Regions from separate parts of the Homo sapiens genome. Here region 2 is linked to region 1. The links are chromatin loops, found by intact Hi-C in ENCODE. Cell type or tissue: GM12878. All regions are shown on one strand. Links, peaks and the distances in the headings refer to the core of each region. The heading gives the core; the rest is flanking DNA. Region 1 overlaps RIMS1 (regulating synaptic membrane exocytosis 1). Region 2 has its middle 42 kb from the start of KCNQ5.

Region 1 (16,330 bases), core at 5,596-13,595:
AAGAGCATGGTATGAGCTGTTCAATATTCCACTGGAAATTCCAGTTGAAATATTCTGCACTAAACTATTGTTTTTATTGAATTTTAGTTTACATTTCTTTGAGATTGATGCAAGCACAAAGCTTGATTTTTTAATGCAAAGTATCTTACTTTTTGGGGGGAAAATAAACAAAATGAACTTTCAATTTGCATTTTCATTTAGTTTCTCTTGGCCTTGAATTTCCCTTGTGACATTCTGTACATGTGCTACAAACTGCAGTCTCTGCAGGTGCATTGATATGTTCTCCCTCCTTTTATGAGTCACTCCACTTTTGTGATTACACAAATAGAGCAGCATGACTTGGAACTGTTCAGAGCTGCATGCACATTTTGTAAAAAAAAAAAATTTTAAAAAGAAAAGAAACAAAAGGTTATTTAATAATGTATGTTAGTTCCACATAGGCCAGCTTGTATGTTGCATGTACTTGTACAGTTTGCTTGTTAATTACTATACCGAAATAACCAAGAAATCTAAGCCATCCACTTTTGTTATAGACATTTTGCAGGTTTTAGCCAGACTCAGTCTCTGGGTCTGTGGTGAAATGTCTATAGATGGACTTTATTTTTTACCCTCCGGAAAACGTGATGTAGTACGGACCAAATTCCTTCTAATAAATATTTTGGTGTAGATTCCTACTGTGGGGCTGTAACACATGTAGACACTGTGTACACACTAGGTTTTAATTCATAGACATACTGCCTGCACCAAGTGAATTATTTATTATTATTTACACATGCCAGAATTATCTGCCCATCATTCCACAGGGCACAGATTGACCACTGCTCACCATGCTGAGTAGGAGGAACTGAAGCATTGGTGCACTTCTACTAGATTCCGTTCTGTCTTAGTGGCCAACAATCAACTGATTATAATTGGGTAGTATCTTTCTATTTTGACCACTTGTCTTAACACTCCCCTGTGCTTTTAAATGAAATTCCAATTCATGTATGTAAACATGTTTAATAAAATTTACTTTTCATGTCAGTCAGTAGCCATATGTGTTCTATGTCTTGCCAGATTTCCATTGTGGGTTCTATGGTGCAAAATGGGAGCCAGGCCATGGGAAGGGGAGGCTGGGGTTTGTTGTCTGCTGCGGGCATTTGACTTGACTTGTCACTGCACTATATTATGTCTTAATCGATGGCCCAAAGGGTACTTTGCATCACATACAAGTTTTCACTTCGTCAGCCTGTCTAAGTGAGCACATGACTATACTTCTGAAAAGTGGCATTATTAAAAATAATAAATCTCAGTAAGAATCAAATGGAAGGTTGTTTTCTGCTGCTGTTTGAATGTGCTAATAAAAGAGACAACTCTATTGTCCAATTGCCAAATTATTTCAAGTTACGTGACATATCAAAAAATTGATTCCTGCGTCTCTCGTCATAGTATATTTCCTCTTTCCATCTTTTTCTTCTGAACCCATGACTAATTTATATAACTTTGGTTTAGAGGAGACCAATTTAACAAAAAATAAGCACTACATTTACACTGAATTATCTTTAATAGAATCTTAGATAATAAAAGTATCTTCAAATATAGATAGATATCCAAAATAATATATTCAAAGAGACATTATTAACTTTTTAGGTTATTTTATTATTTTTTCTTACCTGAAAGTGTGCTCATGTATTTAATAATCATCGCCTCTCATGAAACACTTGGTAAGCACTACTTTCATCTTGCATTGTAGTAAAATAACTTTTGTGATCTAGTCTTGTCTTTCTAAGAGCTCTTAACTTTTTATAGACCACGCTGGCTTTAACTTGTAAAGCAAAGTAAACACAGTTACATCAACATAAAATTTGAGGCAATAAAGAGTTTGGAGACATGAATGCATCAGTTATTTATAGTTTTTAAACAGTTGACTGAATTTTACCCTATTAAATCATCCATTTGTTTGGTCTACAAGACACAAGATTATCTGTTAGGCTGGGTCAGTAAGAGGCAAAAACAACTGGTCAGTTCAATTTAAAACAGTCAGATTTAAAGCTGTTTGATGCGCGTGCATTAAGAAAGCTCAGAGCTGGGTGAGGCCAGGAGAAAAGTCTGCCACTGAAACAGGTGATGAGAGTGGGCTTCAGAATTATTGTCTAGACAGAAGGAGAAGAGCAGTAATCTTGCTTCAAACCATATAAAGCTACCCGGTGTTGGGATTTCAGAGCCTACAGTCATGGGAGGAAGGAACCTGAGGAAAGGCAATTTTGCTAAGTCTTCATGGTTTCTTGCTGACTCTGACAACTTATTTCTTGAAATCCCAGCCCCATATGTATCCCAGATAATATATTATCTGATTATACTTAACCAACATTATTAAGAATTTTGTTAAGTACTAGGTATTAAGTACTTAGAATATAAAGTAGCCCTGTATTAAAGTAGCTCCCTGTGTATTGAAAGAGATCATTATATATATATAAAGAAATAATTATGATAGCATACAGTAAATCCTCAATGTCATTAAGTTCTGAGAAACTGTGACTTTAAGTAAAATGACATATTAAAAAAACTTTTTTTTTTCCTCTGTCAATGTTATCGAGGACCTGCTGTACATTGTTTCACTTAAAATCACAGTTTCCAAGATCAGGTGATTAAGTTAGTCCAAGTTAGGACTTACTGTATTTGATTTGTATACAAAGGCTATGGGATTATATTTACTCCCTCACAACAGTCCTATGAGGTAAGTATAGGACCCCTATTTCTCATAGGAGGCTCTGTAGCTTAGACAAGTGAAGCAACAAGCTAAGGTCACATATGCTGAGAGATGAACCAAAGTCTGACCAACTCGGGATCCTGCCATGCTAAGTGCTCTTTGTCCTCTACTAACTGCTGACAGTTAAGCTACATATTAAAGAATGAAGAGTTCACGAGGTGAGAAAAAATCCTAAGCTATTTCTCTGTGACGAGGCAGCTCCTGGCCAGCTTGGTCTCCCACAAGTTGCCTGAACGACTCTGCCTTACGATGGGGGTGGGGGATAGGAAAAGGAGGCAGGTGGGCTCTTCTCCATTCCCTGAAACCTCTTTGTAAGCCTCTCTCTCTCTCTCTCTGTCTCTCTCTCTCTCTCTCTTCCTCCCTCTCCCTCTCCCTGCTCTCTCTCCCCCCTCCCCTGACCACTCACCATTTGCACTATCAAACTTCATGAATACATAATATGCAGACTTCAGGAACAGTTTGAGTAAAGGAGATAGAACAAAGAATTATTCTTTAAATTTTCAAAAGTAGTTTTGTCTACCCTGCCTCCTCCGATTACCCCACCTGCTGCTCATTAATAACCCCAGTCTAGGTTGTCAGACCCAATAAAACAGGGGTCTCCAATCCCTGGGCCACGGACTGGTACTGGTCTGTGGCCTGTTAGGAACTGGGCCACACAGCCAGAGGTGAGCCAGGCAAGTGAGCTCTGCCTCCTGTCAGTTGGCAGCAGCAATAGATTCTCATAGGTGTGTGAACCCTGTTATGAACTGTACATGGGAGGGGTCTAGGTAGCGTGCTCCTTATGAGATTCTAATGCCTGATGATCTGTCACTGTCTCCCATCACCCCTAGATGGGACCATCTAGTTGCAGGAAAACAAGCTCAGGGCTTCACTGATTCTACATTATGGTGAGTTATATAATTATTTCATTACATATTATAATGTCATAATAGAAATAAAGTGCACAATAAATGTAACGCACTTGAATCATCCTGAAGCCATTCTCCCCCTGGGTCTATGGAAAAAACTGTCTTCCACAAAACCAGCCGCTGGTGCCAAAAAGGTTGGTGACTGCTGCTCTATAGCTCTTACCACAGAACTCCTTTAATTAAAGTATATACCTATCTTATCACATACTTGGTGGTCAATTGGTTTTTGTAAATGTAAATGTATTAGTTGGATTAAAAAAACCCACAATTGTCCCATCATCCCAGCAGAATCTCCTTTGGATCATCTTGATCCATGCCTAATGCTGAACAAATATCTCTGACCAGAAAAATGAAATACCTTGATAGACAGGCTTGTGTCAAGAGTCCAGCCCTGGATCTAGGAAATCCAGGCAGTTGCACCCAAACCACATAGAAAAGTTAGGGTAGTTCTCCCAAGGCAATATGGATGCTACTAGAAAAAAGAGAATGCTTCTGCCTTAGAGAAGGACATGTTGGGAAAGTTGTGTCTGCTCTAGATCCATTTTTTCTCTTCTCTCAAGACCTAGGAAAGGTGGGACAAAAATTCTCAAGATTGGCCACATCCAACCACACTCACTCTGATGACACTCATCTTCTCCTCTCTTCCAAATTATGGAGCCACTCATCTGGTGCCTTAAATATTTCTAAGACTCCAGACTGACATTTTGAGGAATATGGCATTATAATTATATCTATAGCACGCAGGAAGACATACGGCTAACATAAAATACACTAAAACATATCTGTTAAATGGAATAATAATAACACCTACCTCATACAATTATTTTGAGGATTAAAGTAAATAGTAAATATTACATTTTTAGGACAAAACCTGAATTCATAGTAAGTGGCTTAATAAATGTTAGCACCTATAACCATTATGCATAAACCTAACTTTGTGAAGTCTAAGTTAACCTTGTGAAGACTTCATATGAACACAAAACTCTTGGACAAATCTGGCCTTCATTTCCTGATCATTTATCTGATCCACCACCACTGATACAATGTCCCTTTCCAGTACTGGTAGATAAAAACAGAGGAGGATTTGTCGTCTGTTCAGGTGATAGGAGTGCTAATTTCAATAGCCCATATCACATAATGCTGTCTTCAGGCCATTCTGTGCATCTTTGTCTTCAGGCCATTCTGTGCATCTTCAGTAGGGCTGGTTGTTCCTTCCTTTTCTAGACCAACCTTTGCATTTAGTGAGCACCACCTCTTAGAAGCAGACAGAGAACACCCTCTCTGACCCAGCCCAACAGAACGAGTCTAGCTTTAGAAAATGTGCTTTCTAACCACCATTTTCAGTGCCATTTCCTGGATGATTTCATTAGCAAGCCTCACAATCTTTCTGTTCCAGAAATTCTCAGCCTCTCAAGGTTCTCTAACTGCCTTCTGCAATGCAAGGTTCCCAACCTATTCTCTACCTGCAAATCTGCTCCCATATCACTGAATTCTCCCCAATTTCTCCAGGAGCAGAGGAACTGAGTCGTTTCACTGAAATTACCACCTTTTTCTTTCTCCTTTTCTGTATAGTCAGTCTAGGTTCTCTCTTCAGATGCTGGATCATCTCTTTCATCCTCCTTTGCATGTACTTTAATTCTATCACTCCTTTCCCTATTTATGTCCCGCAACATGCAACTGCGGCTTTTCTGATTATGTGTGTTATCTTATCTATTCATTCCTCTGCATTTTCCAAGTTCTATCAATACATAAAATCATCAGAAACCACACGCCTACATCACTCTAGCTTGTTCCTGCCATCATGTTCACTCCACCCTAAATTCATGTTTTTTCCTAATGTTTTGCCTTTGGTTTTCATTGAGTGTTTATTAAAGATGCTTCTTGCATTGGCTATGCGTTTCTGTCAACTATTTTTTCCAGTATGTCACTGAATACTTTTTGCAAATATTTTTGTATGATTGTTTTACATTTTATTATTTAGTGTCTGCAAAAAGAATTTTTTTCTACTGAGTGGTTGTGTTTTCTTCTACTATAGAGTTCTTTTTTAAGACAAAATATACTATTCTTTATTTTTATCATAGAACAGGCATTTTCAGTCTGTTAAAAAGTATGGAATGGGATCAAGTGTAATTTTAGAGGCTTCTCATGTTTCTTTTTTTATTCCAACTTTTATTACAAGTTAAAGGGTACATGTGCAGGTTTATTACATGGATAAACTGCATGACACTGAGGCTTGAGGTGTCAGCAATCTCATTACCCAGGCTGTAAACATAGCACCCAACAAATGGCTTTTCAGCCCATGGCCCCTCCCTCCCCTCACTAGTGATCTCAGTGTCTATTGTTCCCATCTTTATGTTCATGTGTATTCAGTGTTTAGTTCCCACTTATAAGCGAGAACATGCAGTATTTGGTTTTCTGTTCTTGCCTTAGGTCACTTAGGATAATGGCTTCCAGCTCCATCCATATTGCTGCAAAGAGCATGATTTCATTCTGTTTTATGGCTGCATAGTATTCCATCATGGTGTATATGTACCACATTTTCTTTATCCAATCCACTGCTGTTGGGCACTTAGGTTGATTCCATTGTCCTTGCTATTTTGAATAGTGCTGCAATGAACATATGGGTGGATGTGTCTGTTTTGATAGAATGAATTCTTTTCCCTTGGGTATATACCGAGGAGTGGGATTGCTTCTACCATAGGGCACTTAACTTTTCATATGCTTTGGTTCCCTTTGGTGCCTGGTGATACCTATAGACTCCTTCTCAGAATAATGAAGTTAAACTCCTTTAAAAAGTACATAGGAGGAAAATGAAGCCAATTATATTGAAAGAGTTAAAAACATTTTAACAACAAATTTTTGGTCTGGCGTGGTGGCTCACACCTGTAATCCCAACACTTAGGGAGGCTGAAGCGCGCGGATACTTGAGCCCAGGAGTTTTGAGAGACCAGCCTGGGCAATATGGCAAAAACCCATCTCTACAAAAAAAATAAATAAATAAAAATTTTAAAAAAAGCCAGGCACGATGGCACACACCTGTAGTCCTAGCTACTTGAGAGGCTGAGGCTTGCAGATTGATTGAGCCTGGGAGGGAGAGGCTGCAGTGAGCCTTTGTCACACCACTGCACTCCAGTCTGAGTGACAGTGAGACCCTGTCTCAAAAAACAAAATAAAACAAAAATTTGTCATCTAGCAATACATATGACTTCTTTACTGAGGTATTAAAAGAAATCTAGTGACAGGTCCAATAACTACAGTGTTTTTGAAGCTGTGATGAGCATAAATACTAGTTGATATTATGAATATGTGTGATTCTGTACTGACAGCAAGGTCACAGGTACTACTATGCTATTGTGGTTTCTTACCTACAGTGATAAATGAAAGAAATTTTAAATTACAATTAGAGATTAGAAAAAAGAAAAGATGCACTTTTTTCTCTTTTAGTTCACAGACTTCCTGAACTCCTGCCTGGGACTATTGCAGGAATAGTATAATAACCCATTATACGAGTTTAATTTACCCTGTCTCTCCAGGACTTTGTAAAACAATTATACTCTCACATCAATCATAAAAGAATTCACAGCTAGTATGTATTTTTTCTTTTTATGATTTATTCCAATAATGTTATTATGAAACAGCTTCTTGAAACTCTTTGTAAATCCCTTTGAAATAATTCAAGTTAAAAATAATGACATAAACAAGTAGCTTAGTGTATGGCACAGGGACTGTACACAAACACAAGATGGTAGAATGAATGCACAACACAGAAACTGAGGACTCCACATTGTTCTGGATCACTGCTGTTCAGTCTACAAAAACTCAATCTCCTTTTCATAAATCCCAAAGTTTCACCTCCAACTCCCAAAACAGCTAGTTATAATGCTAAAGGGATCCATAGCTATTTCTTCAGTTGAGAATCAAAATAAAGTCTATGATTTTGTTGCCCCTAGCCAGGATTTTCTTTCATGCTAGCTTGTATTCTAAAAACAACACTTTTGTTTTGTGTGGCTTCTGCTTTTCTTTGGTCTAATTTCACCATCTGACATAGTTTGGATGTCCCCTCCAAATCTCATGTTGAGATGTAATCCCCAGTGTAGGAGGTGGGGCCTGCAGGGAGCTGCTTGGGTCATGGGGATGGATCCCTCCTGGCTTAGTGACGTCCCCACCACAAAGAGTGAGTTCTCAGGAGATCTGGTCCTTTAAAAGTGTGGGGCACCTCCCCCTGCCCTTGCTCCTGTTTTCCCCATACGAAGTACCAGCTCCCACTTTGCCTCCCACCATGAGTAAAAGCTCCCTGAGTCCTCCCAAGAAGCAAGCAGATGCCTGCACCATGCTGCCTGTACAGTCTGCCGAACCGTGAGCCAATTAAGTGTCTTTTCTTTATAAATTACCCAGTCTCAGGTATTTCTTTATAGGAATGCAAGAATGACCTAACACGGTATTATATCAAATATATTGTTTGATTTCTCAACCATGTACACTAAGGTGGAGACTTCTACACTGGAAGTATAATAATTGGGCTCAATAAAATTGCAAGTAACCAATATGAAGTGCTCTATGACACACAAATTAAAAAAAAAAACACTCCTATTTGAAGGTTTTTTTTCTAAATCATAGCAACAGTAAATTTTAAAATTACAAATTAATTTTGACTTTATAAATCCACCACCTGTATTTCTGGCAGTTAAACTATTGGAGTCCCCTTTTCCTTGGGGTTTTCTTATCCTTCTGAAAGCAGCTACAGGCTGAAGTAAAAGTATTTTCCAAGATGTTCTTTTGTAAATGTGTAACCCCCCGATGACATAAAGCAAAGTGTGCATGTTGAGTTTGGAAGGGTTGGAGATTTGAGAGCTAGAAGGGTAACAGAGGGGAAAATGTCTAGAAACAGTGGAGGGATAAAGGGCAACTTGGATCAATGGGGAATCCTGTCTCATTCCATAGTAGAGCAATAGCTCAACAATGGTCAGGCTATATCCTAAAGCCAGAGAAACAGTGGTCAGTCATGGTTCAATTTCACTTTTGTGCTCCAATGTTAGAACTAAGTTTTTCAAAAATTTATGACAGGTCACCAAGTTATAAAGGAAATGGTTTATGAGAGCTGGTTCCTGTACTGTAAAACAATTTCCACTTACTCTCCTCTCTCTCCCTGAATTTCATCATCTCCCAAGTGCCCCCCACCCCCAGGCTCTCTGCTTTTTGATTCTTCCATTCTGAAGAGGAGAAGGCAGATCTTCCCCTGCATTCTCTGCCAAGGACTCACCCCCTGCTCACTCATCTGCGTTCTGCCACCACAACTTCATAGGCAGCTAAGATCAGTGCTCAAATTTTAAAGTTGCAACCATTTACCTTGGGATCCTGTTAAAATACACATTCAATTTTAGAAGTCCAAGATGAGGCCTCAGATAATGCATCTCTAACACACTCCCAGGCAGGACCTATTATGTCATTTACGAGGTCTAGTACAAAATAAAAATCTGAGCCCGCATGTTAAAAAATTCTTAAGATTTTCAAGATAGCAACAGCAGAGCGTGAAGCCAAGAGCAGGCCTCCTGAGTGCGAGGGCTGGTGTGACTGCCCAGGACCCAGGCCTATGAAGCCGGTCCCACCTCCAAGTGATGCAGGGGTTGGAGGAGCTCAGTTTGCACAGAAAGATTGAATGCCCAGGCCTGGAAAGCAGAGCCTTGTGACGGGCCACACTTTCCACTGGCCTTTCTATCTACTAAGTAAAACCAGCAAAAACACTCATGATTTTTCAGTCTAGATCTCTGATTCATCGATTAAAATTGATAAGTTGGTGACCCTAGAGTAATGCTCCAGAAATGCACTTCTTTTTCTTTAAAACACTCTTGATGAAAGCTTTCCAATTATAAAGAATTAAGAAACATTCTTTGAGCCTTTCTTTAGACAATGATGGAAGAGGAAGGAGGCAGGACAAATGGGAAGGCCCCAGAACCTTCACTCTTGCTCTGAGCTTTGCTCTGTTTGACGATTTTATTGGGGGTAGGTGAAGGGGGATGTTGATGCGGGTCAGTCAGGCAAATTTCACTTTTGTGAAAAGATAGATGGAGACTAAGAAAGATAGATTCTCTCCCTCTCTCTCTCTTTTTTTTTTTTTTTTTTTTTTTTTGAGACAATATCTCGCTCCGTCACCCAAGCTAGAATGCAGTGGTACAATCATGGCTTACTGAAGCCCCAAACTTCTAGGCTCAGCCTCAGCCTCCTCGGTAGCCGGAACAAAAGGCATGCACCACCACACATGGCTAGTTTTTAAGTTTTTTTTAGAGATGGGGGTCGGACTATGTGGGCCAGCCTGGTCTCAAACTCCTGGCCTCAAGCAGTCTTCCTGCCTTGCCCTCCCAAAGGGCTGCGATTACAGGTGTGAGGCACCACACCAGGCCTGATTCTTTTACTCTAATAGCAACCACAAACCAAATATAACTCTGAGCTACATAAATCCTCTTTCCTAGGAAATCAGGCTATCAGAACCCTAGTTGTTGGAGAGTTAAACAAAGTTCTACCACTTTAGGGTTGGATTGCCTCTCAGTTCCAAAGGTAACAGGAAGCCCAGTGTCAGGGTATCACCTGGCCTCCTGCAATCCCAACCCTCCTCACCTTCCCACGCTGGACTCCTCCCTGTTAGCTGCCATTAGGGCATCAGATGGATAGGAAGTAGGAAAATAGGAAATTCAAAATAGTGTATCTAGTGGCATGTTCTCACCTCCTAGGAGGCTGTGAAATATTTGTGAATTTCCCCTGCTTTATTAACAGGCAAATAGCAGTTGTATTACCTGGTTCTTCTCAAAATTTAGTTTAAAAAGAAATCTCACTCTGCCACACTAGCATTTGGCTCAAAATTATGAACAAGGGTTTGTCTGCAGGCAGGGGCCTCAACCCTGCCCTCTGTTGGTGAGAGCTAGAACCTCATAAAATAAGCGGGTGTAGTGGCGCATCTCAGCCACAAGATGGCAGCAGTGCTTCGTGCAGGTCCGAGAAGACGCTGAATGCAGAGGGATCTTTTGAGAGTCAATGCTGATGCGCTAGCCTTCAGTAGGGAAAATTTAACTAGGACTGACTAAACCTTAAGGTTAAGGACTAATCTTGTGGGGCAACTGCCTTTTATATGGTGTAAAAATATCTGCTTGAGAATACAGTATAAGTATTTTATAATTATATGCATACTCAAATCTTTTTCATCTTTATCTCCACCAAGAATCAATCAAGAGGTTTTGTTTTGGTGAATGAATTCTGAGTTTTGACTCACCTCCCTTGAGATTATAGGTTCATTTCCAGTCCCCAGGTGTGTGTGGTCAGAGAATCTCTGTCGTTTCCACTTATGGAATAAAGTTGCCCTGTCCCTGGGACCAATGCCACCATGCTCAAGCACAGCCATGTGTGGACAGGCCACGCCAAGGCCAAGTACCCGGGACAGGGGGGCAGAGAGGAGGCATGAGCAGCAGGGAGAGAACTTCTCAAGGCTGGACCATGAGCCACCACTGGAAGGTGCGTAAGGGGCTGCGCACTCTTTCCGGGGGCTGCCACAACAAAGTACCCAAAGCTTGTGGCTTAAAACGACAAGAACTTCTTTTTAAAACAAGAACTTATTTTACCGTTCTGGAGGCCAGAAATCTGAAATCAAGGTGACAGCAGACCCACACTCCCTCCAAAGGCCTCAGGGAAGAATGCTTCCTGCCCACTCCCAGCTCCTGGAGCCTACTGGCACTCCTTGACTTGTGGCAGTAGAACTGCAGTCTCTACCTCCATCCTCACATGGCCTCCAGGTGCCCCCTCTCTTCTTTTTTGATCTCTTATAAGGACGTTTGTCATTGGACTTGGGGCCCACCCTAAGTCAAGGCCTTCTCATCTCAATATCCTTACCTTAATTATATCTGCAGTGACCTTTCTTCCAAATAAGATCACATTCAGATGTTCTGAGTGGACTTTTATTTTGGGATGGGGGTCATCATTCAACCCACTACAGGTGGGAGGTAGGAGATTCCTTGACACCACTCTAATTATTCTCACCATGATTATGGAATTTCAATCAATGTGGAGAAAAGCCAGTAAACATCAGGACAAAGCAGCAAAGTTCACCTGACTATGAATGTGGGAGCTTCTAGAGATGCATCATTGGCAAAGGCACCCTCTCTCCCCAGAGATGTCTCTTTGAACCCCTCTGTGGAATCTGTGAAATAACTCCCTAGTAACTTGAACCCACTAGGATTTACAGCATTTCAAAATGTGTGTGATTAATAACAATCTAATAACGACACTCTAATTTGTGTACAAATACCATAATATTAACAAAAATACTATAATACAAACATATTCTAATTCAATTAGTCTTTTGTGGTGAACAGGTATGAGCAATTGGATCTATAACCTCATAGTTAATGAGATTATATAACTATATACCATTGGGCAGAAAAAACTGTGATAATGCTACCTACCCTGCTTGCCTAAGAGAAATGTCTATCAAAGTGTTTTTAAATATATAAAACCCTCTAAGAATGAAAGGTGTGCTTTTCTTTCTCGTCCACTTCTGCAGCACATACAGGCGTGTGTGAGTATGTGTAAACAACAAACACTGAACCTGATCCCGTGCGACTCAAAGTCCAGTCCTCTGACCAGTAGCACCAGCAACAGCTGGGAGCTTGTCGGAAATACAGACCCTCAGGTCCCGCCCCGAACTGACTGAATCAGACTCTGCTGTTTAACAAAATCCCCGAGTGATTCATAGAGATACTAAAGTTTGAGAAGCCCTGCTCTAAATAATCTCGTTTGGTAAGTTTTATTCACTAAAATGGGAGTCCTAAATATTTTTCTCATAATTAGCTCCATAGGAAGCATCAGGTGTGAGCAGTGGTTGGCACAGGGAGAGAAAGAAGGCACTTTTACCCAGTATGTGGTCCTCCTTTGCTGACAATCCACCCTCCTTCCCCAGCAAACCAGATTATGAACCTCAGGAGCAGTGCCTGACTTAGACATCAGTTGGGTTCACCTTTTATGACTATGAAAGATCAATGGGGCTGCCCTGATTGAGGAAGAGTAAGTACTGTGATCTTGACTCTGGCCTTTTAATGTGGCATTTTCCAAGACAACTGAAAAAGTAACTGCAAGGGCGTGCCAGAAACATTGGTTTAAAAAAAAAAAAAGGAAAGGGAAAATATTAAAAGATAAGAAAGACAAAAGAGCCCATTGGAGAATCCTTTGATTTTTCTCACCCCTGATTCCTTATAGGAACAATGTGAATAATGATAACATTCATCTCAATCAGGTAAGACCCCTGTTGTGAAAGCATTCCGCTTTGAGGTGCCCAGATGGAAGGTGCTTTACAAATAGAGAATGATGGCAGCTGGGTTGGCATTTGTGTGGTCGCTTACTATTTAAAAGCAGAGAGTGCCTGACAGTGCTGCAGGGTTTCACTTGGTCCCACTGTGGGTTGGCGAGCTCCCTGGCTGGGTCCTGGTTGCCAAGGAAACTGCTACAGAAGAGATTGAGACTGTCTGGGTTCTTGGTTGATTGGTGGAGCTGAGAGCAGCATTTTATATAAGAAATACGTATTTTCAGTGACCAGAGCAAAAGTAAATAATGGCTACTAGAAGGAATCACATCCATCTTCTCCAACAGAGTTCATTTGGATAGAAACTCTTAGCAATGAAGAAGTAGCCTTCTCAGGAGCAATAAATAGGACTTAGAAATCTCCAGCTCAAACTTATGTGCTCTATGGGGAGCCATTGCCTTAGCTGGGCACAGGAGTTTTATCATCCTCTTTTAGGCAAACCTGGGAATGTAATGACTAGGTCAGCCTCAGATCACATCCTTGCCGTATGTTGGCACACCACTGATTAAGGACAGCAGAGAAATGCTGTCTTGCCATCTTTTCTTAGAGGGGGGACAGGATTTGTATGTGGCATTTGTTGATCTTGCTCACTGCGCATCTGTGAACTTTTCTTGACTGCCTCCCAGGTAACATCAGCTATTCCTCTGTGTTCCCATAGTACAATATTCAAGTCTTTATTATCACATTCTACTACAATTTGTCGGGGGGTGGAGAGGGATCTACTCCTTTTACCAGTCAAGTAATTTGCTTAAAGTCAAAGATTATGTTTATTGCTCTATTACAAGTGCCTGGCACAGTATCTAACATAGCAGGTCCTCAATAATTATTTGAGTGAATTGCCTGCCCTTAGTGTAGGCTGAGTGAAGGTTGAGCAGACACAACAATGACTTTTTCAGAAAACCTCAATGAAGCAGAAACAACACAATCATTATATGAAAGACATACTAATCGCCAGTAGTTTACATAGTTATTGCATCTAACTTTCGTATTCCTGCTAAAGCTGTAAGGTACGTAGCATTGCCCACACTTACAGGAAAAGACAGTGTATCCCAGAAAGGTTAAGTAAGTGACTTTGCAGGTATCACAACTAGTCAGTTAAGGAGCCAGTATTTGCATCCAGGTCTATCTGATTGCAAAGCAGTGTTCTTAGCCATCATGCCAGGCTATCTCAGAGCCTTCTAATGAATCATGTAGAGCCCTGCATATGGTGTTCCCCAGAGTTGAAGGACACAAGCCCCTTGCAATGATAGAACTGTCCTTGGTGAAAAGGCATAAGGTAAGATAACAGGTTGGATGGGATTCAGCTGGGACCTAAGATGTGTGCATAATGTTAACAGCACAATAACAGAGAAAAGGTATGCTGGGGGTCAAATCCAAGCTCCAGAAATTACTAGCTTTGTAGCCTTTTGCAAGGAATGAAAATACTTTGTTCTTCAGATCCCTCATCTCCAAGTTGAGGCAAGTTAATATTATTTTCTTAGAAGGAAAAATTGTAAGAATTTTAAAACAATATTTGCAAATGTGCATAGTACAGCTCCCAACACATAATGCCTAATGAATTATCACCATCATCTTTACTATCAATACTATCATGCTCATTATAGGTGTTATTTTCATTATATAAAGTGTTTCACTTAAAAGCCTAAGGAGCTGCCCAAATTTAAGCATAATTTGAATATCATTGCAAAACCACCTCCTTTAAAAGGTTAAAGAAGCTGGGAAGATGTTACCCAAGAGAAGAAAGGATTCTGTCTGGTCAGTTGACATTCTCATCACAACCTGCCAACAATCCATTGTGAGGTTTGCATAAGTCATTTGACGTCATTGCCACAACTGTTAAAGAAGGTAGTAAAAGTGAAGGATAGTTTGAAAACTACAAAGAACCATACAGAGGTTCTTACTCTCTGCTTGTCAACTAAAATTCACAAAAACATTTCAGTTTTTCTTCCCTTTTTAAGACAGGTTGGGATGCCTTTGGGTCTCCTTACCTAGCCACACTCTCCCCACCCCTCCGCTGCCCATGGCCACTAGCTCGTCAGGGATAAAGAGAGGAGAGAAATGTGTATTCTTTCCATTAAACTCATGATTAAATAACAACATTTTAAGGATGAGGTCTGCACTTTCTATTTCTTGGTGGCTTTTCTAATTCTGTAAATATGCTGACATGTCTTTATAGGTAGAAGACTCTCTATGGCCTGGAGAAGCTATCCTCAAGTCATTTGACAGCCCAGGAGGCATATGTTGTAGTTACTTCACAACCACCAGTTGCTGGAGACCACAGTTAGAGCCAATCAGCAGGTTCTCTGAAGGGTGGGAGCCTCCTGATTGCCAATTTGTAGTATTTGCTGCCAAGGCTCTCTGTCCTCTTCAGATCAGCTTTCCCGGACCTTATTGTTTAACAGGCATTTGTGGCAGTAACAGTTCTCCAGTTACTGTGTTTTTCGGCTGTCATAAGACCATGGTCTTGTGGATGCTGCGTCAGTGTTCATTTTAATTGGACATCTTGATAACATCCACAGAACACAATTATCCAGTCTAGGGATGACCTACTTCCTCCTAATAGCTTCTTGAAAGCCACAGTTCCATGAAAGCTGTGAGATACTAAATTTGTGTTGTTTTCAGCCTCTAAATTTTTGGTAGTTTTATGCAGCAATAGAAAATAATATAATAACTGATGCGCACTCTCCAAAACTTTCAAGGTCATGAAAGACAAGGAAAGATTGAAGGCCTGTCACAGATTAAAAGAGAACAAAGAGAAGTGACAACTAAAGGCAATGTGAGATCCTGAGTTGCACCTGGGGACAGAAAAATACATTAGTTGTATAACTGGTGAAATGTAAATACAGTGTGTAGTTTAATTAAAAAAAAAGAAAAAAAGAAAGCCACAGTTCCAGAGCCTGTTAACTTTTATTCTATGGTGTTTATCCAGCTGAATTTCCTTTCCTCCCAAATGTTCTGTAGCTGATGGGATCTGTGTAAATAGAGATACTTCAGCTCAAATATTCATTCATTTTACTCAGTTAATGAAACCTCTACCTTTGCAGTTATCCAGTTATTAAGACGACAGCCCTGCTTGAGATTCTTGCTGCTTTCCATAGACAATTCCAGAAAGGCTGCAATTATAAGCAGTACAGTCTGAACGTGCTCAGCACACTCGGGCTGTCTAGCTTTGAACCAAACAGGCTTATCTTGGCTTAGAAAAAGAAGCCATAAACAGAGACAGAAATGCAGTTAAAGCATTATATTTAGCATTGCATATGCTTAGGTCAAAATCAACCTTCCAAAATAGTAGTGCCAGAAATTCATTTTAACTCCTGAAATGTGAGTGAATCC
Region 2 (16,330 bases), core at 5,398-13,397, 170 kb after region 1:
ATGTGAAAAGACCAAATCTACGTCTGATTGGTGTACCTGAAAGTGATGCGGAGAATGGAACCAAGTTGGAAAACACTCTGTAGGATATTATCCAGGAGAACTTCCCCAGTCTAGCAAGGCAGGCCAACGTTCAGATTCAGGAAATACAGAGAACGCCACAAAGATACTCCTTGAGAAGAGCAACTCCAAGACACATAATTGTCAGATTCACCAAAGTTGAAATGAAGGAAAAAATGTTAAGGACAGCCAGAGAGAAAGGTCGGGTTACCCTCAAAGGGAAGCCCATCAGACTAACAGCGGATCTCTCGGCAGAAACCCTACAAGCCAGAAGAGAGTGGGGGCCAATATTCAACATTCTTAAAGAAAAGAATTTCCAACCCAGAATTTCATATCCAGCCAAACTAAGCTTCATAAGTGAAGGAGAAATAAAATACTTTACAGACAAGCAAATGCTGAGAGATTTTGTCACCACCAGGCCTGCCCTAAAAGAGCTCCTGAAGGAAGCGCTAAACATGGAAAGGAACAACCAGCACCAGCCGCTGCAAAATCATGCCAAAATGTAAAGACCATCGAGGCTAGGAAGAAACTGCATCAACTAATGAGCAAAATCACCAGCTAACATCATAATGACAGGATCAAATTCACACATAACAATATTAACTTTAAATGTAAATGGACTAAATTCTCCAATTAAAAGACACAGACTGCCAAGTTGGATAAAGAGTCAAGACCCATCAGTGAGCTTTATTCAGGAAACCCATCTCACGTGCAGAGACACACATAGGCTCAAAATAAAAGGATGGAGGAAGATCTACCAAGCAAATGGAAAACAAAAAAAGGCAGGGGTTGCAATCCTAGTCTCTGATAAAACAGACTTTAAACCAACAAAGATCAAAAGAGACAAAGAAGGCCATTACATAATGGTAAAGGGATCAATTCAACAAGAGGAACTAACTATCCTAAATATATATGCACCCAATACAGGAGCACCCAGATTCATAAAGCAAGTCCTGAGTGACCTACAAAGAGACTTAGACTCCCACACATTAATAATGGGAGACTTTAACACCCCACTGTCAACATTAGACAGATCAACGAGACAGAAAGTCAACAAGGATACCCAGGAATTGAACTCAACTCTGCACCAAGCGGACCTAATAGACATCTACAGAACTCTCCACCCCAAATCAACAGAATATACATTTTTTTCAGCACCACACCACACCTATTCCAAAATTGACCACATAGTTGGAAGTAAAGTTCTCCTCAGCAAATGTAAAAGAACAGAAATTATAACAAACTATCTCTCAGACCACAGTGCAATCAAACTAGAACTCAAGATTAAGAATCTCACTCAAAGCCGCTCAACTACATGGAAACTGAACAACCTGCTCCTGAATGACTACTGGGTACATAACGAAATGAAGGCAGAAATAAAGATGTTCTTTGAAACCAACGAGAACAAAGACACAACATACCAGAATCTCTGGGACGCATTCCACGCAGTGTGTAGAGGGAAATTTATAGCACTAAATGCCCACAAGAGAAAGCAGGAAAGATCCAAAGTTGACACCCTAACATCACAATTGAAAGAACTAGAAAAGCAAGAGCAAACACATTCAAAAGCTAGCAGAAGGCAAGGAATAACTAAAATCAGAGCAGAACTGAAGGAAATAGAGACACAAAAAACCCTTCAAAAACTCAATGAATCCAGGAGCTGGTTTTTTGAAAGTATCAACAAAATTGATAGACCGCTAGCAAGACTAATAAAGAAAAAAAGAGAGAAGAATCAAATAGACACAATAAAAAATGATAAAGGGGATATCACCACCGATCCCACAGAAATACAAAGTACCATCAGAGAATACTACAAACACCTCTACGCAAATAAACTAGAAAATCTAGAAGAAATGGATACATTCCTCGACACATACACTCTCCCAAGACTAAACCAGGAAGAAGTTGAATCTCTGAATAGACCAATAACAGGAGCTGAAATTGTGGCAATAATCAATAGCTTACCAACCAAAAAGAGTCCAGGACCAGATGGATTCACAGCCGAATTCTACCAGAGGTACAAGGAGGAACTGGTACCATTCCTTCTGAAACTATTCCAATCAATAGAAAAAGAGGGAATCCTCCCTAACTCATTTTATGAGGCCAGCATCATTCTGATACCAAAGCCGGGCAGAGACACAACCAAAAAAGAGAATTTTAGACCAATATCCTTGATGAACATTGATGCAAAAATCCTCAATAAAATACTGGCAAACCAAATCCAGCAGCACATCAAAAAGCTTATCCACCATGATCAAGTGGGCTTCATCCCTGGGATGCAAGGCTGGTTCAATATACGCAAATCAATAAATGTAATCCAGCATATAAACAGAGCCAAAGACAAAAACCACATGATTATCTCAATAGATGCAGAAAAAGCCTTTGACAAAATTCAACAACCCTTCATGCTAAAAACTCTCAATAAATTAGGTATTGATGGGACGTATCTCAAAATAATAAGAGCTATCTATGACAAACCCACAGCCAATATCATACTGAATGGGCAAAAACTGGAAGCATTCCCTTTGAAAACTGGCACAAGACAGGGATGTCCTCTCTCACCGCTCCTATTCAACATAGTGTTGGAAGTTCTGGCCAGGGCAATCAGGCAGGAGAAGGAAATAAAGGGTATTCAATTAGGAAAAGAGGAAGTCAAATTGTCCCTGTTTGCAGATGACATGATTGTTTATCTAGAAAACCCCATCGTCTCAGCCCAAAATCTCCTTAAGCTGATAAGCAACTTCAGCAAAGTCTCAGGATACAAAATCAATGTACAAAAATCACAAGCATTCTTATACACCAACAACAGACAAACAGAGAGCCAAATCATGAGTGAACTCCCATTCACAATTGCTTCAAAGAGAATAAAATACCTAGGAATCCAACTTACAAGGGATGTGAAGGACCTCTTCAAGGAGAACTACAAACCCCTGCTCAAGGAAATAAAAGAGGATACAAAGAAATGGAAGAACATTCCATGCTCATGGGTAGGAAGAATCAATATCGTGAAAATGGCCATACTGCCCAAGGTAATTTACAGATTCAATGCCATCCCCATCAAGCTACCAATGACTTTCTTCACAGAATTGGAAAAAACTACTTTAAAGTTCATATGGAACCAAAAAAGAGCCCGCATCGCCAAGTCAATCCTAAGCCAAAAGAACAAAGCTGGAGGCATCACACTACCTGACTTCAAACTATACTACAAGGCTACAGTAACCAAAACAGCATGGTACTGGTACCAAAACAGAGATATAGATCAATGGAACAGAACAGAGCCCTCAGAAATAACGCCGCATACCTACAACTATCTGATCTTTGACAAACCTGAGAAAAACAAGCAATGGGGAAAGGATTCCCTATTTAATAAATGGTGCTGGGAAAACTGGCTAGCCATATGTAGAAAGCTGAAACTGGATCCCTTCCTTACACCTTATACAAAAATCAATTCAAGATGGATTAAAGATTTAAACGTTAGACCTAAAACCATAAAAACCCTAGAAGAAAACCTAGGCCTTACCATTCAGGACATAGGCGTGGGCAAGGACTTCATGTCCAAAACACCAAAAGCAATGGCAACAAAAGACAAAATTGACAAATGGGATCTAATTAAACTAAAGAGCTTCTGCACAGCAAAAGAAACTACCATCAGAGTGAACAGGCAACCTACAACATGGGAGAAAATTTTCTCAACCTACTCATCTGACAAAGGGCTAATATCCAGAATCTACAATGAACTCAAACAAATTTACAAGAAAAAAACAAACAACCCCATCAAAAAGTGGGCGAAGGACATGAACAGACACTTCTCAAAAGAAGACATTTATGCAGCCAAAAAATACATGAAAAAATGCTCATCATCACTGGCCATCAGAGAAATGCAAATCAAAACCACTATGAGATATCATCTCACACCAGTTAGAATGGCAATCATTAAAAAGTCAGGAAACAACAGGTGCTGGAGAGGATGTGGAGAAATAGGAACACTCTTACACTGTTGGTGGGACTGTAAACTAGTTCAACCATTGTGGAAGTCAGTGTGGCGATTCCTCAGGGATCTAGAACTAGAAATACCATTTGACCCAGCCATCCCATTACTGGGTATATACCCAAATGACTATAAATCATGCTGCTATAAAGACACATGCACACGTATGTTTATTGCGGCATTATTCACAATAGCAAAGACTTGGAATCAACCCAAATGTCCAACAATGATAGACTGGATTAAGAAAATGTGGCACATATACACCATGGAATACTATGCAGCCATAAAAAATGATGAGTTCATGTCCTTTGTAGGGACATGGATGAAATTGGAAACCATCATTCTCAGTAAACTATCGCAAGAACAAAAAACCAAACACCGCATATTCTCACTCATAGGTGGGAATTGAACAGTGAGATCACATGGACACAGGAAGGGGAACATCACACTCTGGGGACTGTTGTGGGGTGGGGGGAGGGGGGAGGGATAGCATTGGGAGATATACCTAATGCTAGATGACGAGTTAGTGGGTGCAGCGCACCAGCATGGCACATGTATACATATGTAACTAACCTGCACAATGTGCACATGTACCCTAAAACTTAAAGTCTAATAAAAAAAAAAGAAAGAAAATAACATAAGAGAAACTCTAGTGATCTTGAGAATAGCAATGAGTCTTTTGAGATGCAACACCAAAGGCACAATTCATGAAAGAAATAATTCAGAAATTGGACTGAATTAAAATTATAAACTTCTGCTCCATGGATAACAATTCCAAGAGCATGAGAAGACAAACCACAGACTAGCAGAAAATGTTTGCAAAGAATATATCTGATAAAGGACTGTTATCCAAAGTATAAAAAGAACTCTTAAAAGTCAACAATAAGAGAATGAACAACCTGATTTTTAAAATGAGCAAAATATGAACAGATATTTTGCCAGCTATACAGAAGACAAATAAGCATATGCATAAATGTTCAACATAATATGTAATTAGGGAATTGCAAATCAAAACAGCCGTGTGGTAGCTAACACTTATTAGAATGGCCAAAATCCTAAACATTAATAATACCAAATACTGGTGAGTATGTGGAGCAACAGGAATTCTCACTCATTGCTGGTAGAAATGCAAAATGGTACTTTGGAAGATAGTTTGGCAGCATCTTATAAAACTAAACATACTCTTACCATAATATCCTTCACCTTTGCAGAAATGAACTAAAAACGTATGTCCACACAAAAACATGCACGTGGATATTTATAGAAGCTATAGTCATAATTGCCAAAACTTGAAAGCAATCAAGATTTACTTCAGCCAGTGAATGATAAACTGCTACATCCAAACAATGGAATATTATTCAGTGCTAAAAATAAATGAGTTATCAAACCATGAAATACATGATGAAACCTAAATGCATATTACTAAGTGAAAGAAGCTAAAAGGGCTACATAATGAAGATCCCAACTATATGATAGCCTGAAAAAGGCAAAATTATGGGGACAATGAAAAGATTAGTGGTTTCCAGGGGTTAGGCAGGAGGGAGGAATGAATAGGCAGAGCACAAGAGGATTTTTAGGGCAGTAAAGCTGAGGTAAGAGGTGACACTCAAATCTGGAGGTGGGGCTCAGACACCAGACAAAATTGAGGACTAGCTAAAGCAGGGATGGGGTGGAAGCAGTTTTCCATAAGGCACACTTACCAGTGTGCTATGGCAACACCCAGGAGTAACCGCTCCTTTCCATGGCAATGACCCAATGACCCAAAAGTTACCTCTTTCTTAGAAGTTTCTGCATAGACCATCCCTTAATCTACATGTAATTAAAAGTAAGTGTAAATATGACTGCAAAACTGCCCTGAGCCACCATACTCAGCCTATGAGGTAGTCCTGCTCCATAGGAGCCCTCAAAGAGCTGTAACATTGCCGAAGCTGTAACATTGCTGCTTCAGTAAAGCTGTTTTCTTCTACCCTACCATTGACTGCCCTTGAATTATTTCCTTGGTGAAGCCAAGAATCCTCACAGGCTAAGTCCACTTTGGGGCTTGCCTGCCCTGCATCAAAACTACTCTATATAATACTAAAACAGTGGATACATTATATATTTGTCCAAACCCATGGAATGTACAACACCAAGGGCAAATGCTAATATATACTATGGACTCTGGGTGATAATGGTGTGTCAATGTAGGTTGATCAACTGTACCAAATGTACCACTGTAATGTGGAATGTTGACAGTGGGAGAGGCTGTGCATGTTGTGGTGACAAGAAGTATAAAGGAATTTTCTGTACTTTCCACTTATTTTTCTGTTAACCTAAAACTGCTCTACAAAAAAAAAAAATATTAACTTTAGAACATCTTTTAAGTAATGCCTGATTTTCTCTGTAGACTAGTACTTAAGAATTGGACATGTTAGCAAATCAACTGCAGCAAAATTGAAAATAATGGCTTTAATGGATTGGGCCCAGTGGCTCATGCCTGTAATCCCAGCATTTTAGAAAGCCAAGGTGGGCAGATCACTTGAGGTCAGGAGTTTGAGACCAGCCTGGCCAACATGGTGAAACCCCATCTCTACTAAAAATACAAAAATTAGTCGGGCCATGGTGGCACACGCCTTTAATTCCAGCTATTCAGGAGGCTGAGGCAGGGGAGTTGCTTGAACCAGGGAGGTGGAGGTTGCAGTGAGCCAAGATCAAAACACTGCATTTCAGCCTGGGCAACAGAGCAAGACTCCATCTCAAAAAAAAGAAAGAAAAAGGAAAAGAAAAGAATGGCATTAGTATACATACACATACATACCTACTACTTATAAGATACGAAAAAATTTTAATTCATGTTTCTCTTTTTCTAGTTTGCAGACTTTGTTATTTAAAATTGCTTTCCAGATTTACACATGTGAAATGTATTTGATGTCAAAACAATTTTAAAATTATTATGTATTGACAGAGCCCTAACAGAAATTCACTAATCTGTGAATGAATGTTTGATATATCTTAAACATTAAAAATATCACTATTGTGTGCTCAAGGTATAAAACCAGACGATGCAACATGAGCGGATGGTCTGTGTCTCTCATCCAGCACCCAGGTATTAATAAATGCTGCTTATGCCTTAGCACACTGATTAAATGGCACACGTTAGTGCTTTCTCTTTTTACTTCCTTAGGAATTTTCCTTTCTAAGAAAACTCTTGGGGATTTTTCTTAAAGTCAGATTTTAGCACAATAACAAAAACAAATATGAAAATATTTTAAACTCTTCATTTTTACATTGTTGGTGCATTTTTGGAAAATGCATTTAAAAAGAAAGGTGTTGATAAGTTATTGCTAATAGGACACCTATTAACATCGTGAGACACAACAATGTTCTATAGAACAGGACTTGGAAAACTCTTCACTATATGATTAAGCCCTTTCATAATAAAAAAAGATATTCTATTGACAAATCCTAAGTTAACCGACAGCATCTTTCTTTCATCCTGGTAAATATTGACAGTAATGTAACAGTGAAGTTTGCTACGCCATAGTGTTATTTCTTCTCTTCTAAGAAACACTGCTGGAAATAGTACATAGTGTATTTTTGAAAAGCTGGTGGTCTCCTGATGTACTCATGCATGTGGAGCATGTTAGAATTAGCAGAAATTATTAAAATCTGTCCTTGAAGATGCGAATTCTTCAAGAAATAATGTGTATTAAATTCACAGCTCAGTATTTCATTTTTGTTTTAATTTGATAGATGGATCTCTCACGATCTCTAATGATTCCTTCCTGTCTCTATACAATCATCCTGGAGGGAATATTTCTCATCTTAAAAAGTTGGACAAGAACTCTTTAATATCTCTACTTTAAAGCAGGAGTTATATTTATTTTCTTTTGTGTTGTATATAGAATGTATTTGTAAAATGTTCAAATAATGACAGCAAAAACACAAGATTCTATAACTGTTAGTTTTAGAATGTATGTATGACAGTACAGGGAGGCCATGTGAAACAACAAAGAGCACTGTGACCACGGATCATTCATAGAGACAGAAGATTGTTGCATGATGCAGGCTTACCAAAATTTCTCAGGTTTTGTTGATTCCTATCCTCTAATGAATTGATTTTCTTTAAGTAAAGTTTCAGTTACTGAAAGAGAAGAACTATAAAAGTTGTTTTCCCATTGTATAAGAAATACACTTCAATACTCATTGCACCTTATGGTTTTGATACAAATATGTGCTGTTGATGCAAACAAAAGTTTATATAAAAGTTACCTATAGACAAAAAAAATGATGTAAATTTGCAGTGTGGATGCAAATGAAATTACAGAAATTATTTTTGAAGGCAGAACACTGACTTATAAATTTGCTTGGTTTTTCTTTTCCGTTGCATACATTAGGTTAGTTCAGTCTTTTTCTGTGGTTTAGTCATATATTATTAGGTATTTAGAGATATAATAATTAAACAATCCAATCCTGCAACAAATACCAGTTTGCTAAAGAAAACCACAAGATAGAAAGTGAGAACATAACTGTGACAAACTTGCTATTGCACCACTTTGGTAGAAATACAAAGAAGGACATAACAGGTTGAAAGCATATGTGTCACACCGTGAAAACAATCAGTTATTTGCTTTGCTATCTTTTGTATGAACCATTCCTTTTCTTAAAATACAAATTTAAGCACATTGTACCTTGTACTTCCAAAGTTAAAATAATGGAGTGCTCTAAATTAAAAATAAAAAACAATAGCTGTGATAGCTCCCATTTTGGGAAGTATTACAGTCCTAATTCCTGAAAGAAGCTCAACATGACATTATCTATATGTTTATTTTGAATATTGTAAATTCTTCTCCCGAGTGGAAAGTAGAGGGTGTGGAACTTACAAATTCCATTGTGTAACTTATCTTGGGAGGGCCGGATTCCGTTAGTGTATCTCATTTTTCAGACAATTTTCTGACCTTGTGGAGCAATTAAGGAAGACCTCTTCTTGGCTGCTTTGCTAAATGTTCTTAGTGCCATCTGCTGCATGCTTCCGGCTACTGTAGGGGGAACTACTCTAGTTAATAGGAGCTTACGAAATAGAAAGAGCTGACATCATATTTATCAAATGGCAGTCCATGTGTGGAAAGAAAACACACTATTAAAGCATTCTGACATAAAAAACACTTTGGAAACTATCTTAGAAATAGTTAATAACAATTAGTTTTGTAATTCTTACACTAAAATTATATCTTTAATGTATTCCATTTCCTGTATAAAATGTCTATGTGTAATAATTTCATCTGATACGTAATTTAGCATTAGCTATAGCTCTTCTACAGTCAAGCTATTATTATCTTTCAGCTTGCTCCTTAAACAAACTATAAATCTATTGCATTTGGAAGCAGCAAAAATAATATAATGCCACTAATAAAGTCTATCGGGAGACATTCATATTGCTTTTTTAATTAAAGGGCTTCTTTTTGATTTAAAAAAGCTAGTAAATAAATAGGACAGATATAAAACAACTAAAAACCAGATGAACCATTATCCTGAAGAGTATTTCCAAAGATACATTTTGATAGCTAACTACTATTTCCTTTCTTCCCTCCTTCCTTCCTTCCTTCCTTCCTTCCCTCCTTCCATCCTTCCTTCCTTCCTTTCTTCCTTCCTTCCTCTCTCTCTCTCTCTTTCTTTCTTTTGTATTATACTTTAAGTTCTGGGGTACAAGTGCAGAATGTGCAGGTTTGTTACATAGGTATACACGTGCCATGGTGGTTTGCTGCACCCATCAACCCGTCATCTACATTAGGTATTTCTCCTAATGTTACCCCTCCCCTAGCCCCCCACCAACCGATAGGCCCCGGTGTGTGATGTTCCCCTCCCTGTGTCCATGTGTTCTCATTGTTCAACTCCTACTTATGAGTAAGAACATGCAGTGTTTGGCTTTCTGTTCTTGTGTTAGTTTGCTGAGAATGATGGTTTCCAGCTTCATCCACGTTCCTGCAAAGGACGTGAACTCATTCCTTTTTATGGCTGCATAGTATTCCATGTTGTATATGTGCCACATTTTCTTTACCCAGTCTATCATTGATGGGCATTTGGGTTGGATCCAAGTCTCTGCTATTGTGAACAGTGACGCAGTAAACATACGTGTGCATGTGTCTTTATAATAGAATGATTTATAATCCTTTGGGTATATACCCAGTAATGGGATTGCTGGGTCAAATGGTATTTCTGGTTTTAGATCCTTGAGGAATCACCACACTGTCTTCCACAATGGTTGAACTAATTTACATCCCCACCAACAGTGTATAAGTATTCCTATTTCTCCACATTCTCTCCAGCATCTGTTGTTTCCTGACTTTTTAATGATAGCCATTCTAACTGGCATGAGATGTTATCTCATTTGGTTTGGATTCACATTTTTCTAATGACCAGTGATGATGAGCTTGTCTTCATATGTTTGTTGGCTGCATAAATGTCTTCTTTTGAGAAGTGTCTGTTTATATCCTCCGTCCACTTTTTTATGGGTTTGTTTTTTCCTTGTAAATTTGTTTAAGTTATTTATAGACTCTGGATATAGCCCTTTGTCAGATGGATAGATTGCAAACATTTTCTCCCATTCTGTAGCTTGCCTGTTCACTCTGATGATAGTTTCTTTTGCTGTGCAGGAGCTCTCTAGTTTAATTGGATCCCATTTGTCAATTTTGCCTTTTGTTGCCATTGCTTTTGGTGTTTTAGTCATGAAGTCTTTGCCCATGCCTATGTCTTGAATGGTATTGCCTAGGTTTTCTTCTAGGATTTTTATGGTTTTAGGTTTCACATTTAAGTCTTTAATCCATCTTGAGTTAATTTTTGTGTAAGATATAAGGAGGGGATCCAGTTTCAGTTTTCTGCATATGGCTAGCCAGTTTTCCCAACACCATTTATTAAATAGGGAATCCTTTCCCCATTTCTTGTTTTTGTCAGGTTTGTCAAAGTTCAGATGGTTGTATACATGTGGTGTTATTTCTGAGGCCTCTGTTCTGGTCTATGTATCTGTTTTAGTACCAGTACCATGCTGTTTTGGTTACTGTAGCCTTGTAATATAATTTGAAGTCAGGTAGCATGAGGCCTCCAGATTTGCTCTTTTCACTTAGGACTGTCTTAGCTATATGGGCTCTTTTTTGGTTCCACATGAAATTTAAAGTAGTTTTTTCTAATTCTGTGAAGAACATCAATGGTAGCTTGATGGGGATAGCATTGAATCTATAAATTACTTTGGGCAGTATGGCCATTTTCACGATATTGATTCTTCCTATCCATGAGCATGGAATGTTTTTCCATTTGTTTGTGTCTTCTCTTATTTCCTTGGGCAGTGGTTTGTAGTTCTGCTTGAAGAGGTCCTTCACATCCCTTGTAAGTTGTATTCCTAGGTATTTTATTCTCTTTGTAGCAATTGTGAATGGGATTTCACTCATGATTTGGCTCTCCATTTGTCTGTTATTGGTGTATAGGAATGCCTGTGCTTTTTGCACATTGATTTTGTATCCTGAGATTTTGCTGAAGTTGCTTATCTGCTTAAGGAGTTTTGTGCTGAGATGATGGGGTTTTCTAAATATACAACCATGTCATCTGCAAACAGAGACAATTTGACTTCCTCTTTTCCTATTTGAATACCCTTTATTTCTTTTCTCTTGCCTGATTTCCCTGGTCAGAACATCCAATACTGTATTAAATAGGAGTGGTGAGAGAGGGCATCCCTGTCCTGTGCCGGTTTTCAAAGGGAATGCTTCCAGCTTTTGCCCATTCAGTATGATATTGGCTGTGGGTTTGTCATAAATAGCTCTTATTATTTTGAGATACGTTCCATCAATACCTAGTTTATTGAGAGTTTTTAGCATGAAGCGGTGTTGAATTTTATCAAAGGCCTTTTCTGCATCTATTGAGATAATCATGTGGTTTTTGTCACTGATTCTGTTTATGTGTTGGATTACGTTTATTCATTTGAATATGTTGAACCAGCTTTGCATCCCAGGGATGAAGCCAACTTGATCATTGAGGATAAGATTTTTTATGTGATAGCTAAGTACTATTTAAATGGAGAGAAAAGACTGCTTGTGATTACCTTATTTTGAAGAATAAGGAAACTAGTATCCAAGTATGCAACTCTATGACTCCTTAACCAGCAAACACCATTTGGACACATGGACTGTAACTCTTCCATAGACTGATACTGATGATAGAACTATATCCCTTTTATTACTTCCTTAGTTAGTTTTTCTTTTCCTGATAAAGCATTTATCATTCTAAGACCTGGTGTGTGTTAGGATGGCTGTCAGTTATGACCAAGCTCATGTGTCTATTCTGGTTCTAATCTGTCCCCTTACTCTAATACTTAAGATTCAAGGAAGAATGTGGCTACTCCATTTTTCAGCAGATGCTGTTCCAATTCTCACCTGACCTGGTGTACGGTTCTTTGGATCACTTGCAAGGGGCTTCACTTGCAAGAAGCTTGGTAATTTCAACGAGATTTTCTCATTTGCTATAATAAGCTTGTTGACATGCTTTGTGGCAATAATTATATAGTTTAATCCTTAATAGTCTGATTTATTACCTAAAATATGTAAGTATAATGCCCAAAGAGGACTGCCCCAGTCTTTATCTCTTAAACTGTCTGCTGGTAACTCTTATTCTGTAACAATCTCTTGAGCTAGTTTTTCTTTGCATTCCAGAGAATTATGCCTTTCTTTTACCCTGTCTACAGACCATTCTCATCTGGCAGATAATTAATATATTAAAGAATCTTATTCCTTGTAGTGTTTTAAAATCATCACTTCCTAACAACTACACAAGCCATTTCTTCAATTTTGGAAATGAAGCAGACTATGTGGTAATGCAAAAGGTGTTTAATTATGTATAAAACAGATCATAGTTGCAAAATGATAAAGAAACTAGAGGCATTATAGTAAAATACTGCAAGGAAAAAACATGATTAAAAGTGCTGCAAGCTAATAACAAATATATTACAAAAATACTTAGATTGACAGAACTCTTTAAAGAAAATATCAGTCATTGTTTCTAAAAGCCAACTGATTACAGTTGATCAAAAGCTTTGACACCAACCAGTGCTAGGTATGAAGAAACAATTTTTTCTCAGAGAGCCTTTTTTAGTGCTTTATCAAGTATAATCTGTCTAATATCTATCTGCAGAAAAGTGGCGAGGCATTCCCAAGACTTTCTTGGATTCGTGCTTTGATGCCTAAAATTTAAACTTCCCTGGGTGCGACCATAACATATTTTTTCATCTGTTGATTATAGTGATTATAACTTTAGGACAGCATAACTGTTTTTATTTCCTTTTCAATTCAATTTTCTGATTGTAATATTCACTCTATTTTGTTGACTAAACTAGATCAGATTAATTTTCATGGCAAAAGAAGTGGTACAGTGTATGAAAATATTTTCTGTTTTGTTATGTTATAAAGCACTACCCAACCCAATATAATCTCATAAAGTTTAGTATTAAAAAGGCACCTCTAATCAACTTTTCAAAATAATGAATTAATGTGCCTAAAAATATAAAGAATGCTTCCAGCATGAACATGGCCATGAAAGTCACCATTTTCCCCTTTTCCTATGGGAAAATACAGAAAAGCGACAAGAACAAAACAAAACCTGAAATCTACATTTTTAGTGAAACTAGGAAACAAATATATTCCAGACTCAAATCACATTTAAGGGAGTCTAAAGAAAAAAAAATTACATTACTACTGGCAGCGTATAAGAGGTCTAGTTCTTCCATAACCTTACCAACATTTGGTATGGTCAATGATTTCAATTTGATTCATTCAAATAGATGTGTAGTTCTATTTTGTTATAATCTTAATCTATATTGTGCTAATGCAGTGATGCCGAACACGTTTTCATATATTTATTTGCCATTTAGCTATATTTGTTGAAGTATCTATAAAAATATTCTATTTCAAAATTGAGTTGTTTTTCTCAGTATCGTGTATTGTTAATTTAAATTTTGCTAATCTGGTGGTAGGCAGTGGGGGGTAGTACTGTTATCTCATTAAGACTATAAGTAATATTTCCTTAACTGTAAAAAAGTTAAAAACATTTTTAAAGGTTTATTGGCCTTTCTGACACCTTTTTGGGCAAATGCCTATTCATGTTATTTTGCCCATTTTTTTCTGTTAAATTTTCTCTTTTTATTGATTTGTAGGCATTCATTGCATGTTATGAATATGAGTCTTTGTTAGCAAATGTCTTCTACTCTGGCTTGTCTTTTAGTAATTTTATAGCACCATTGGATGAACAAAATTCTTACTTACTTTTTTAAAAAGATTTTTTTGTAGAGTCAGGATCTCGCTATGTTGTCCAGCCTGTTCTCAAACTCCTGGTTTCAAGTGATTCTCCTGCCTCAGCCTCCCAAAGCACTGAGATTACAGTGAGCCACCACACCTGGCCCAAAATTCTTACTTCTAACATAAGCATGTTTATTGATCTTTTCCTTTGTGGTTAGTGCTTTTTATGTTTTATTTCAGAAATATTTTTTTTCCCAAATATCATGAATATATTTCCCAATGAGGTTTGCGGCAGTGCACAGTGGTTCACGCCTGTCATCCCAGCACTTTGGGAGGCCAAGGCGGGTGGATCACGAGGTCAAGAGATTGAGACCATCCCGGCCAACATGGTGAAACCCCATCTCTACTAAAAATACAAAAATTAGCTGGGTGTGGTGGCGCATGCCTGTAGTCCCAGCTACTCGGGAGGCTAAGGCAGGAGAAGCTCTTGAACCCAGGAGGCAGAGGTTGCAGTGAGCCGAGATCACACTACTGCACTCCAGCCTGGGTGACAGATTGAGAATCTGTCTCAAAAAAGAAAAAAAAAAAAAGTCCTTTTCCACTGCTCTACACTGCTTAATTCAATGCTCACAAATGCATGACTGTTTCTAGGTGCCCTCTGCTGTCCCACTGGGCAGCCTTAGTTATTCTATATTGTGTTAATGTTACTAAGTCTTGATATCTGGTAAGGATATATGCTAACTTGTCATATTTTACAAACTAATATGTAATATGTGTATCATTTTGCTTTTTATTCCTTCATGCATCTCACATCTTCCATGTAGGGTCATTTTATTCTTATTACGTAAATCCTTTAGGGTTACATTTTAGTGCGGTTTTGAAGGTGGTGAACACTCTTATTTTTCTGTGTATCTGAAGATGCCTTTATTTTACCTTCACTTTGGATAATAACTTCACTGGCTACCTATCTTAAAACTTCGAAGCTAGTATTCTACTGACTCCTAGCATCCTTAGTTGGCATTATGAAGTTATCAAACTGCTGTTCTTTTGGAGGCAGTCCATCTTTATTTTTCTGTTGTATTTAACATGTTTTCTTTGCTTAGGCATTTTGCATTTTTGCTATTGTGCATCTACATGTTTGTATATTTTTTAATTCAAATTTTATTGAGAGAATTATTGATTCAAATGTAGTTATAAGAAATAATACAGGCCAGGCGCAGTGGCTCATGCCTGTAATCCCAGCACTTTGGGAGGCCAAGGCAGACATTATCACAAGGTCAAGAAATCAAGACCATCTTGGCCAACATGGTGAAACCCCGTCTCTACTAAAAATACAAAAATTAGCTGGGCATGGTGGCACACGTCTGTAGTCCGGCTACTTAGGAGGCTGAGGCAGCAGAATCACTTGAACCTGGGAGATGGAGGTTGCAGTGAGCTGAGATCGCGCCACTGCACTCTAGCCTGGCAACAGAGCGAGACTCTGTCTCAAAAAATAAACAAATAAATAAATAAATAAATAAAAGAAAGAAAGAAATAATGCAGAGACTGGGTGCAGTGGTGCCAACACTTTGGGAGGCTGAGGTGGGAGGCTGTCTTGAGCCCAGGAGTTCAAGACTGATCTGGGCAATATAGTGTGACCCCTTCTCTACAAATAATAATAATAATAAAAACTATTAGCCAGGCGTGGTGGCACATGCCTGTAGTCCTAGCTACTCAGGAATCTGAGGCAGGGGGACAGCTTGAGGCTGCAGTGAGCCATAATCGTGCCACTGCCCTGCAGCCTGGGCCACAGAGTGAGAGTCTGTCTTTTAAAATAATAAGAAAGAAAGAAAGAATGCGGAGATATTTTGTGTACACTTTCCTATTTTTCTCAATGTTAAAATTTTGTAAAACTATCGTATAATGCCACAGCCAGCATTTATACAATCTACCAATATTATTCAGATTTCTCTAGTTTTACTTGTACTTATTTGTGTGCATGCGTGTGTTTAGTTATACACAATTTTATTACACGTATAAGTTTGTGTGTCTA

What was found. Hi-C counts contacts between places; a loop is a spot of excess contacts. Peaks named below come from ENCODE experiments on the same cell type or tissue, not always from the same donor. Only the 100,000 strongest peaks of a DNase experiment are listed, where the experiment ranks them.
Region 2: a loop joins it to region 1, with 4 times the contacts of the local background. A loop is called at or near these places in 27 of 110 quality-filtered maps.

Annotation. Positions count from the first base shown.
Region 1 is chr6:72,401,784-72,418,113 of GRCh38, forward strand. RIMS1 (regulating synaptic membrane exocytosis 1) reads left to right here. Exons shown (of 34, transcript NM_014989.7): 34 at 1-1,362. Among named protein-coding and RNA genes, the nearest start is that of KCNQ5, 210 kb to the right of the region's middle. In GM12878, for the core only: a CTCF peak has its summit at 10,582 (motif pointing right); a DNase peak (open chromatin) is centred at 10,588.
Region 2 is chr6:72,571,496-72,587,825 of GRCh38, forward strand. No RefSeq gene overlaps it. Among named protein-coding and RNA genes, the nearest start is that of KCNQ5, 42 kb to the right of the region's middle. In GM12878, for the core only: a CTCF peak has its summit at 9,056 (motif pointing left); no DNase peak of the experiment used is centred there.